Regions from separate parts of the Mus musculus genome. Here region 1 is linked to region 2. Evidence: chromatin contacts called from ENCODE Hi-C or POLR2A ChIA-PET data. All regions are on one chromosome and are shown on one strand. Each heading gives the region's core, a stretch centred on a gene start or an enhancer-like site at or near the end of the contact. The rest is flanking DNA. Distances are from core to core; before and after follow the strand shown.

The links. A loop is a pair of places that touch in the nucleus more often than their neighbours do. ChIA-PET counts read pairs that join two places held with the same protein, here RNA polymerase II (POLR2A).
Region 1: a loop to region 2 is called in a map of heart, with 2.1 times the contacts of the local background. The contact joins the promoter of Gpr183 here to the enhancer-like site in region 2. A Hi-C loop is called at or near these places in 4 of 37 maps with a recorded cell type or tissue (CH12.LX, T-helper 2 cell and heart). POLR2A ChIA-PET finds 5 or more read pairs at or near these places in 1 of 5 experiments (embryonic stem cell).

The regions. Positions count from the first base shown.
Region 1 is chr14:121,962,676-121,968,582 of GRCm38, forward strand. It overlaps Gpr183 (G protein-coupled receptor 183), which reads right to left and starts at 2,518. Exons shown (of 2, transcript NM_183031.2): 1 at 2,378-2,518. All of the region lies in intron 4 of Ubac2 (ubiquitin associated domain containing 2), which reads left to right.
Region 2 is chr14:121,928,906-121,935,155 of GRCm38, forward strand. All of the region lies in intron 4 of Ubac2 (ubiquitin associated domain containing 2), which reads left to right. Gm46485 (a long non-coding RNA gene) reads left to right here. Exons shown (of 2, transcript XR_001781471.2): 2 at 1-5,353. Among named protein-coding and RNA genes, the nearest start is that of Gpr18, 16 kb to the left of the region's middle. Within about 2 kb of position 2,831, at least 1 of the 3 ENCODE cell types and tissues checked has a DNase peak (open chromatin) inside an H3K27ac peak, as active enhancers do; it is heart, where a contact is called at or near this core.

The DNA of each region.
Region 1 (5,907 bases), core at 1,268-3,767, 33 kb after region 2:
GCTCTTTGCCACCAGAAAAATCACATTCAATACAGGACGAATTATCCCTGGTTCCTGTTTCTAAGACAGAGATAAATGGAAGTGGGTGGAAGGCAAGTACAAACAAGAAGGTATTTCAGAACTTTCGACATATACGTACTCGCTTGTGTCTGAGAAAGAGAGGAAGATAGGTGGACTTAAATGAAGCACTCATTAATGTATAGCATGTTTTAAGGTGAATCCAGGAGAGTTGAGTATTTGGGGGTTTGTTTTATTTTTAAGATAGGGTCTCCTGTGCTCTTGGCTAGCCTCAAACTCACTCCTTATGGGTGGCGGCTGGTCTTGAGCTCCTGATCTTCCTGCCTCTGCCTCCCAAGTCCTGGGCTGAAGGAGTGTAACACCATGTTCTCTAAGTGAAGATTTTATAAAGGGTTTGCTACTTGAAGGGCGTGGGGGCGTATTGAGACAGGGTTTCTCTGTATAGCCCTGGCTGTCCTGGAACTCACTCTGTAGACCAGGCTGGCCTCGGACTCAGAAATCCGCCTGCCTCTGCCTCCCAGATACTGGGATTAAAGGCATGAGCCACCACTGCCTGGCTGAGTTTGCTATTTTTAACAGTATTTCAGCAACAAAATATTTTGACTGCTATTTCAACTGAAAAGAATTCGAAGCCCAGCAAAGCTTTATGCTGCTGGTTTACCTTGTGCTGTTTTTAGGATATCCGACAATATGCTTTGTACCCTTGCTGGACTACCAGAACACCGAGTGAGTCTCTGTACCTCCGCAGCATGCAGAAGGTTCTGCATGTGTGATCTAGTCTTGTAACCATGGCGAAGACAGCACAAGCAGCCCAGGACAGACAGAAGGACATTGCCCACCTCCAAAACCTTAGCTCTTACTATGACAAAGAGAAGGGTATCCCTTTAAATGCTTTCATTTCTTGGTGACTACAGGTCAGGATTAGGAACTTTGCATGAACATTTCACATCACAGAAGTGCTGTAGGCTGACCTACAGTAGTTCTCTAGTAAAAGTCTGCCATGCATGCTTGGAAGTCCTGGAGGGAGCTCAGTTGTCACAGAGTTTACTCTGCTAGGTGACTGATAACAACACTAATTAACTCTAGGAAGCCCGCCAAAAGCTTATAAAAGGACTTATTACCACAGCCACCCACGTATCGTACAAGCCTGCAAGCAAGGCTGCTTTGTGGAACCGTGTGCCCTAGCAGTTCTAGGTTCACAAAGCACCATTAAGCCCCAGAGACAAACACTCTGAGATACTAGAAAGCACACCTCAAGTCTTTACATACACTGTAACAGAAAGCAGACATCTTCAGGCAAGCTCAAGAAAATAATTTGTACATTTATCTTTCTGTGGGCTGATGGGCAGGGTGGGAATGGCATGCAGTGTGCCGGCACCTACTCAGAGAGTCAGAGAAGGACTTGGCAGAAACACTTCTCCCCACTTTCTGAATGAAACGACCACAGCCAGAAACCTTCAGCAACTTGTATGGGGCTGAGCAGTTCTAAATGATGGAGCCTGGGTTTTAGGACTGAGTCCAAGCCCTCCCTTAACATTATACTCTCCTACACTCCGGGTGACACCCTTACAGAGAGTGCCACCACATCTACGACCCCCAGCCTTCTTTAAAGGAAGTCCCTTTATGGCTTATATTTTGTTAGGCATTTCTCTTAACTTCTGCTCTTACCCTGGAAATTGAGTTTTTAAATCTCCACATATAATCTTTGTTTTACAGGTTTTTTTTTTTTCCAAAATTTTTAGAATATAAATGTGGAAGCTCATTTAGCATTACTGGTCACCTAATAATAGAAACCAAATAACAAATTTTATTTTTCACTTAAAATAGTTGGTCTTTAGAATGGTTTTGCTTCTGAGGCAGGAGAGCCCAGGCTGATCAAACATCTTTGCTGGTGGGAGGATAAATTGATAAAATATTTTTGCAAACTAGAAAATACCATTCTATATCTGATGCTTTAGAAAATAAGCCCCTTACCCCGGGAAGTCTGCTGCTGATAGTCTATCATCAAAACTACTTTCCTGTACATAAATGCACGCCAGGTAGTCAAATGCAATGAATTTTTAAAAATTAGGTTAAATGGTTATATTGTATATAAACTACATCCAAATTTAGGAATGCTCTGCCTCAGCACCATTGTTCCTTTCTCTTTATAGTAAAGAATCCTGAAATAATTGAATTTTGAAATTCATAAAATGTTTCATTCATTGCTTCCATCTCGGGAGCTACATTGAGCTGCCAGTGACCCCAAGGAAATCTAAACAGACAGTTATTACAGCTGGTATCTAGTACATTATTTTACTTTGAAACTTAGGTTTTTAAAGTATTCCTTAACTTAAAGAGAATCATGTCAGGTACTTACATATCAGAAGGTGGCTAGGACCTCCGTTGTGGCAGTCCGTGTTTGCTCAGAATGGAGTTAGCTAAGCTGGGCATGTTGCTTTAAGAGTGATCGAGCAGGCGTCCTTTTATGGTGGTGCCTTTTTCCTGTCATCCTGTGACTGAGCATAGCCGTGATCAGTTAACCTCACATATGCTACGTGCTTTTTTTTCAAATGGGATGGGAAGTGAGATTTTTTTTCTGATACTGATTTTTAAAAACTGTTCAAAAGCCCCTTGGACTTTGTGAAATGCTCATATCTATGGAACTTTTAAATTTTTTTCAATAAGGATTTAAGTCTTAAAAGTTTTTTTTTTTTTTTTTAAGCAATAAGCTTTAAACAGAAAGAGGGAGGAGGGAGAGAGATAGGTATAGTTACTGGTGACCTTATGTTGATATTTTACATAAAGTTTAGGTTAAGGAAAAATGTCAAGTGTAATAGTGCTGTCTGCCTGGAGGCGTGGTGGTATCAGGAGTGTAGTGTAGAGTCTGAACCTGAACAGCTGTGTCAAAGATGGGTGTCTGTGGTGAGGGAGAAAGGCCTTCCTTGTGTGTAAGTTAGTTACATTTTCAGTGTCGAGAACAACTGACTGACTCAGTGGCAGTGGGCACAGAAAGATCTAGGACAGTTGGCAGACACGTTATTGAAGAGTTCAGCCTCAGGTACATAGTACCAGAGAGACCTGTTCTAGTCCCATGATGCCTTGAGCTCACTCCTTGAACCCAGCAGGTACTGCGTAGAGTGCTCTGAGCAAGCCAGAGAGGTGGCAGTCACCCATGCCCACCTGTGATCTAGCCTGCCATACGTGCGTGCTGCTTTTGGAAGACAGGCCTCACTTGTGCTGCGCCTGGGTGTTGGGGGACAGGGATTCCATGAGCAGAGAGGCTTAAGCCTCCCAGGACTACAGCCCCACCTTCCTGCAGAGTGGGGCTGTACACTGCTTCTGTCACCCATCCTTATTCAGGGAAATAGAAGATGGGTCAGGGGATGGGGGCTGCAGCAGATTTTCAAGCCAAACCTGCAGACAGCTCTCCCTTGTTTAAAATGGAATGTGCTTTAAAAGAAAAAAAACAAAACAAAACAAGAATGCTTTGGTAAACTGGTTGATTTTGAGGGATGCTATAGAGAGAATTGAGTCATTTTGATAGGAATCTGTAGCTTTATGCCCCCAGAGGCCTTAGAAGTTTTTCAAAATCACATTTTATTTATTTTGCATGTATGTGTTAGTGTGCTTACACATGTGCTATATATGTTTATAGCATGTGTGCCAGGGCATACATAGATCAGAGAACAACTTTTAGGGACAGATTCTCCTCTTCTGCCACCTGGATTCTAGGGATTAAAGGCTTGGTGACAAGTGACTATCTTGCAGCCTACCAGAGGTGGGTGTCCTCTTGGCCTAGGCTTCTGTAGAATTGCCTTTCAGTTGTGCTGTTGAAGGTCTGCAGAGGAAAACCAAAGAGCAAGCACCAAGTCAGTGGGATTCTTGGGCACCCACTTGGTTATGTATAAAATAAAGGCAAGTGAGAGCCAAGGTAAGTCAGCCTTATGATGTGGATTCGAAGACTTTGTGACTTGATAGGTAAACTTGGCATAACCTAGAACCAGTTCACCTTATACACCCACCATTGAGGGCTCAGGATGTGGCCGAGTGCAGAGAGCATTAGCATGTGCCAGGCCCTGGCTTATATTCCTAGCACTGCATATAAGCAAGATGGAATTGGCACATACTAGGAATTTCCAGTTTGTTACAAGACCATCCTAGTGGGATACTTTTTGGAAGACCCAGCTACTTAAAGCAAGTTTTATGGCAAGTAGGATCCATCATCTTTTTTTTTTTTTTTTTTTTTTTAGATGGCTGGCCCAGGATTCATAGAGATCCGCCTGCCTCTCCCTCCTGCATACCAGGACTAAAGGCCTGGTGGGTCCACCCTTTCACCCTTTCTTTTGTATGAGAAATAATCTAAGAAGTGTATGAAGAAGCCTGCAGATGCTGCTGTAGCTGCATGGGAGAGGAAACGCTAGGCCTGTTTTGTTGTTGACAGTTGTTTAGCAGTGGTCATACTATACCAGTGAACCCAGTGTCCTAGAAGTGAGGCAGACATCTGTGTGAAGTGTTTTCTTTGTTTGCTCTCTGAAGTATGGTCGGTCTTGAGTGTATAGTAGGTACTCTGTAACTAGTAAGGATATTAAAGGAATAAGTTATCTACTGACTGATTTTCTTGTGTGCTTCTAGCTCTTTGCTTAAGATAAGGAGGCTCCCAGAAGTTAGCTGTTGACTCTGCGTAAAAGGTCACTGTGAATGATTGTTGCCAGTGTAAAGAACAGATGTTGTCAGAAAATAAGGAAAAGGGAAAAACTGGTCAGTGACTAATAACATTATGGTATTTTGTGACGCCTTGCGTATATAGAAATAGCAACACAAAATTTCAGCAAAACAACCCAGAGAGTCCTGGTTTAAAATGTGTGCCTTTGCCCTGTTCCCACCTGTGGTCTCCTGTTTAGTCATCATTCGAAATGATGCAGTGATTAGTGTCTAAGGACTTTTTATACTTCTTCTCTTGCTGGATAAAATACAAGCTGTGGGCACTGAAATTATTGCCGTTTATTTTCTGGGAGGGTGGAGGTTATGTTAAACTGTGACCTCAAGCAAGAGCTGTGCTTCTGGCTATTTAGTAAATGGTGTTTTATGTTGCATTTGTTGATAGATGTGAAGAGAAAAGCTCCTGTGAGTCGAGAAGCTGCAGTTGTGCTTGGGGGAGGGGAGAGGGCAAGGGGACCCCAGTGCAACTGTCTAACAAAGCAGGGGTTTCTTTTTTTTTTAAGATTTATTTTAATTGTGTGTGTGTGTGTGTGTGTGTGTGTGTGTGTGTGTGTGTGTGTGAGTGAATGCCATATATGTGCTCGTGCTCATAGAATCTAAAAGAGGGTGTGTGATTGTTTGGAGTTGGAGTTACAAGCAGTTGTGAGACATCTGATGTTAGTGCTGGGGACTGAACTCTGGTCCTGCAGTGAGCAGCAAGCCCTCTTGGCACAGAGTCTGTCCCTAGGGTTTGGTATTTCAGAGAATACCGGGCCGTTGTCTTGGTATGTGTGTTGGATTGTTTGTTTGTTTTTGAGACAGGGTCTTAATATATAGCCCGGGCTGGTTTCCATCTTGCAGAGATCCTCTGGCTTCTGTCTCCCAAGTGCTGAGATAGGTGGGCCATCACACCTGACCTTACCAAGTGCTGAGATAGGTGGACCATCCCACACCTGACCTTACCAAGTGCTGAGATAGGTGGACCATCACACCTGACCTTACCAAGTGCTGAGATAGGTGGACCATCACACCTGACCTTACCAAGTGCTGAGATAGGTGGACCATCACACCTGACCTTACCAAGTGCTGAGATAGGTGGGCCATCACACCTGACCTTACCAAACCATATTCTGATACAGACACAAAGCTTTGCTTTAATCCTATTAAAAGTGATGGAATAAGGAAATATTTTTTAAATTATAGATTTAC
Region 2 (6,250 bases), core at 1,581-4,080:
GCAGCCATCAGGACCCAGAGGTCCTCCTGTCTGTTTTGCACAGTGCTGGGTGATGGGTATGCAGAGCCACCCCCAGCTTGTACGTGACGGCTGGAGATTTGAATTCTGGTCCTGTTGTTTGTGCATCTAGCACTGTTACCCACTGAGCCTATTCCTGAGCTCCAAACATCACATTTAACTGTGTAGCAAGTTGTCATGCAGGGCAGCCTGGCTCTAATACGGAACTTAAGGAAGAATTCTTACCGATATCTGAAAGTTAAGGAAAGGGGAAGGCGGGTTGTTCTTTTTTTGTAAGGGGATTTAGTGATCCTGTTGAATAACTGTTTTGTGTGAGCCACAAACCGTATTTTTATCAGAATTGTTGGGTAAATGTTGATAGGAAAGTAGTCCTACTATGTAGTGGATATGAATGCCACTACCCTACAGCACACGCTTTAGCAGTTGTCTTCCCATGTCGTGTCTGTGGCTAGTATTGAGTGCAGATAAGGTGGAAGCTCAGTCCTTATCTTGTCATTCCTTCGACAAATGGTGTAGTTGTCAACAATAAGTAAATATTCTCAGAGCTCAGAGGAAGGAAGTAGGAAACTACGCGTTGGGGGACTTGATGGCTGGCGGTGCAAATGTGCACGTGAGTTCTAAGGAAGGATAAAAATAAGGAACAGGAAGTTGATTCATGAAAGTGATTTTTATTCCACTGCGTGCTTTAACTGAGAAAACAACCTAGAAGATGTGCTAATGTTTTATGGTGAATTGGTCTTTGAAAAGTGAGTTCTAATCAGTTTTTAGAACTGCTCCAGGGTGAGGAGGGGCCCATCTCCGTGTTCTGTGCATTGCAGTTATTCAAGCACACGTGTGGAGGCCAGAAGAGGGCATCATGTCCTCTGGAACTAGAGTTGTAGACAGTTGTGAGCCACTGTGTGGATACTGAGAACAGAACCCAGGTTCTCTGAAAGAGCAGCCAGTGGTCTTAACCACTGAGCCATCTCTTCAGTCCGTGGATCATATCTATGTAAAAAAAAAAAACCAATCTATCTATCTATCTATCTATCTATCAGTATATATGGATATACAGATATATAGATACAGATATCTACACACACACACACGCACATACACACACACACACATTATAATGCTGTATTTGTTGTGTCCATGTTTTAATTTATATCTCCCTAATCCAGTGCTGTATTGAGCTGCTCCTCCGACCCCAACCACTAGAGAGGGTTTCCCTGTGTAGTCTAGCTGGCTGTCCTGGACTTGCTTTGTAGACTAGGTACAGAAATCCACCTGCCTCTGTCTTCTAGGTGCTGGGATTAAAGGCGTGTGCCATCAGGCCTGGCATTGGCTGCTTTTTATGTGCTCAGCTGCTGTTCGTGTATTTTCAAGTCTCTCCGTGCACCTGTACTTAGATTTGTGACTTTCTTATTATTATAAGAGTTCTTTGAGAGTTCTTTGTATTCTCATACCAGTTCTTTAGGTGTGCATTTAGCAGATACTTCCCCAAGTTTATCTCTGTTGATTTTTATAATAGTGACCTTTGAAGAGTGTAGTTAAATACTCTAATGAAATAAAATCTACCAGTTTATAAATAGCCTATGCTGTGTACTCTTTGGAAAAATCTTCCTATGTTGTGCGTATTTGAGAAATCTCTGACCTATGTAGGTTTCTTCTAGAAATTTTATTTTAGGTTTGCCATTTGGGTTTATGCTCTATTTTGAATTTTTAATATATGGTTCAAAGTAGAGCTGTCTTCCTCACTCAGCACCTTCTGTGTGACAAGGTAAAGCCTCACCTGCCCCTGGAAAGCCCCGTTTTTGCTGCCCCCCCAGTTGCTACTTCTTCAACACGATCCTGACTTAATACCCCAGTTTAGTTTGTCAGTTTGAGCCACACATAGTGAAGCACAGGCTGTGTCTGGTTTGTTTCTGTCCTTTGTTTAGCTGTTTCCTTGGTGCCCAATGTAGCTCTAGTCAGTCTCGTCGTTAGTAGTGTAGTATTGTGGCAAGTCAAGACACCACACTCCTCCAGTTTCTATGGCCCCCTGTACCTCTTGTGCTGTGGACAGACACATGCTTCTGTTTGGTGATGTCTGGAGTTGGAATCTGAGTTGAAGGGTATCGTGCTTAGCTGTTGAAGATTGCTGCCATATCTTTTGTTGGTCAGGAATTTCAGAGCAAAGTATTGATCCTGTTCCTGTCAGCAGGGACTAGAGTTACCTGAAGACTCATTTTCCAGAGTGACTCACTCTTGTGGCTGTGGGTAGGAAGCCTTGGTTCCTCTTCTTGGAGTTGTAGGAGTATCCTTTTGACAGGGTAGCTCACCTCCAAGAGTGTCAGAGTCCTTTTCGTTTTACTCATTGTCGGGCTAAGGGACACACCACGTACCATAATTGTAGTCCACATTTTTTTACTGACCAAGAGACTGAGCTCTTCTGCTGTTGGCTTGTTGTTTATTTAAGTAAATATTTTGGCTGTCTCAGTGTTAACTGTAACTAGCTCTCTTTTAACTACCCAACTGTACATTTTTCTTGGTGTCTTGTTTTTTGTTTCATAGCCATGGTGATTTATCTTCCTGTAACACTGAGGAATAACTTCCAGTTTCCCCCCAAGATTTCATTGCTTTGTAGAATTTGTTTCTTTTGAATTCTTTCTACTTGCTGTTTTCTGATTTTGATATTAGGGGTTTTGCATAACCGGAGCCTTCGGCTGTTCATATTTAAGATCTAGTTAGAAAGTGGAGTGACAGGGATGGAGAAATGGGTCCACTGGGAAAGTGCTTGCTTTGTAAGCGCCACATGCAAATCTGGGTGTGGATCATGCACCTGTGATGCAGGAGGATCCCCAGCTCCTCCCACCCCTTCCTGGACATGGGTGGAGGGAAGTTCCCACCCTCTACTGTCTTGGTCTTTCTGGCTCCCTCTGAGGCTGTCTAGGGTTCTGCCCTAAGGACCCTGGCAGCACAATTCAGAAGCTGTGGAAAGGGGCAGACTGTGTGGGAGAAGCCACTTCTTACACAAAGGAAATCCCAGGGGCTTAGGAGCTCTCTGCTAGGAACATGGCACAAAGACTAAAAAGAATTTGCTTATTCCACCACAGTCTGTCAGTAGGCAGAGAGATGAGAGCCATCTCTCGTTTCTGGCTGCCTCTTATGGTCCCAGAAGACACTGGTCCTGCAGGGCCTCTGGGTAGTTTGAGTGTTAATCTAGGAGCTTTTCCAGCTCAGCAAAACTGGTCTGCTGTTATTCTCACAGGCTTGAGTCTCAGTCGTGAATTGACACTATGGTTACTGTAGTTGTTAGTGTCTAAGCCCTAATACCCAGTATGCCCTCTCCTCCTTAGCAATTAAACAGGTATTGGGGAAAAGCTGCAGAGGGAGATTAGTCCAGTGTGCTGCTTTAGGGGGAGGAATAACTAGGAACAAGGCAGTCTGGGTATTGCACTGAGCTTTAGGCTTAATCCGAGGCAGGAGACTGATGTCGGAGAGCAGTCTTGCACACTGCTGTCACACCCAGCACCACTCTCTGGGCTTCAGGCTCCTGCAAGGACATGTAGCAGGTTGTCAGCACCGTGTAACCATCTTCCTGGCAGACAAGTTCTTTCTCTGGCTGGCACGGCTGCCTTATCCTCCTGGCATGAGGTTCCTGGGGATTTGTAGTTCTTTGGGGTACATTATTTCAATACTCTGATAGCTGGAGGGAGGTGTGCAGTTGTCCACTTGAACTGTTTTCATTGCTGCAAGACCAGTTACTGATTTCCAGTCAGGAAAATTTTATTATTCGCGGCTCTTTGTCGTTGTGTGTGCCTTTCGAGAAGCCCTCTCCATGTCATTCTCGAGAGTTGGGGGAAACGGACAGATAAGGCCGTGAGTGCAAGGCTTCTTCTTACCTGGCTGTATTGTTTTCCACTGTGGTTAAGAACACTGGCAATTGTAAAATCAGTTTTCTCTCCATTGACAAGATTACTTCCAAAGTACTCAGAATTTTTATTCAAGGTCATTTTGTCAGTGATGAGAGGACAGAGGTTCAGTTCCGTGCTGCTGCCTTCATCAGGCTCAGGAGCCCCCTTGGACTTGTAGAGCCTCTGCTCAGAACAAAACAGGATTCATGGCTTGGAGGCTGAAAAGAATCCCAGGACCAGTTTACACAGTGAGTTATGGCTGACATTTTTGTTAAAGATATTTTAATACAGGCTTCCATGAGGCTTAAGAGAGACGCCCTCAGAAGAGGGAGAGTAGGGAAGTCAGCGTTAAAGAGAGGAATGGGCAGAGCGAGCGCTGTTTGGTGGGAAGGAGCACACACTTAAGTAGCCCTTCAGGAGTGAGGGTTACTAGGAGACAGGGCTTGGGAATCATGGCTGGACCTTCAGGTGGGAAAGCATTTCCTCAAGGGAAAGTGTTTTCCCTTTGAGTCTGGAGCAGAGGTTTGTTGAGGGATGCAGGTCACAGGAAGGGTGAAGAGAGAAAGCTGCTGTGAGGGGTGCATGGGGGTCTGGGGGAAGAGCGTCTCGAGAGAATATCCCTCCCTCTGCCCCCACCCCCCAAATGGGGAAGGTCTGACTTTTACACGTTCTTTTGCATGGTGTGATTTAGACAGGTGTAGCCTGCTTACGAGAACAGGAGCCAGGGACTGCTTAGGACCATGAATTAGAGCTGTAAAACCGCAGCTCAGAACAGCTTCTCACAGAGGATCCAAATTAAAGGGGTAGGCTGTGATCTAAGCGGAGACTACCTGAGTGGGCAGGTCTTAGCTCCTCTAGGGAGAGGTATAATTGTCTGGTTCTCAGGTTGTGTCTCAAAGGGTCGCCAAGAAACCTTTCCTCTTCCTCTTCCTCTTCCAGTAAGAAAGATAAACAAGGTGGCTGCAGAGGTGCTGTGGATAGAACTGCTGCTGCAGTCCAGCCAGCAGCCGTCCGCTTGCTCGCTCTGGTTCCTAGAAAGTCAGGAGGGAGGAGAGCCTGAGACACTGTTGCTGGGATCCTGCCCCAGTGCTGGCACCGACACTGTCTTCCTCCACAAACCTGTGTCCTGGGTCCTTTGTGCTTCACACAGCTTCCTTCAGCAGCAGTCCTGCTTAGCCACACTGGCATGGAGACTCATGCCTCATGTGCTTCTGTCTGTTTTACACAACCTGGAGTCACTGGGGAAGACTGCTCCCATCAGGTCGGCCTGTGAGACACTCACCTCAGCAGTGTTGCCCCTGGGCAGGTGGTCTGGGGCTGAATAAAACAAGTTGAGCAAGCCTTGGAGAGCAAGTCAGTAAGCAGTGTACCTCCATGCAGGCTGCATCAGTTCCCGCCCTGGCTTCCCTCACGTCTGTGACATGACAGCAGAAGCCAAATAAATCCTTTCCTCCTCAGCTGCCTCTGGTTATGTTGTTTAGCAAACAGAGAAGCAAATGAATATGCCATATTTCTCCACAAATTGTGTTCTAGTCATCTCCCCTTCTCTACACTCAGGGACCGTGATGCTAACTTGTGAAAGCACCCAGTTTCAGCAAGATCTGCCTCACCACCAGGGTCACAGCTGGGCCTTCCCTGTTGTCTTGAGCAGGTCAGGTTTCTCACAGTCCTCACCTCAGCCTGACGCACAGTTTTAAAGCCAGTGCTTGAGGACAGAGAACACAGACGGTTAAGAAATGAACTCACCCCATAGAACTGTTTTGGAAACCAGCCTGGTCAATCGGACATATTTAAAAGGATCAGTCATCAATATTTCGTCTATCCCTTTCTTAATTTTGTGACTGTTTACTTGTGATGACAGAGTTGGTATCAAGCGGTGGTGTTAACTGCCTTGAAAGTGTCGGGGATTAGGCTGTCTCGACAGGCCACAGAGAGCTTTGCTTACCTCATCTGTGGTCAGTTTGAATATCAGCCGTTGGAATACTTTTAAGGGAAGTGGGTATTGTGGGCACAGTTAACAAAAAGCAACAGTTAACTTTCTAAAGTATTGATCTATCTGGTGTGAACTTGACCTAGATAATCATAGCTTGAAGGGTGATCATTTACAAGAGAGATTTCTCAAGATAGAGTGACCATGACCTCCACATTTGAAATGATCATCTTAGTTTACTTAAAATGTTGCTTAGACCAGCTAGACCCTAGTAGGTCCAATATGTGTTGACTCCCCTTTAATTTCTATTAAGAAGAATCTTTGTTAATCTGATAAGCCTGGGTGTTTTACTGGCAAAAAACCATTCTTGGACCCAAAAACAAAAAACAAAACAAAACAAAAAGTATAGGAATCTATAACCCAG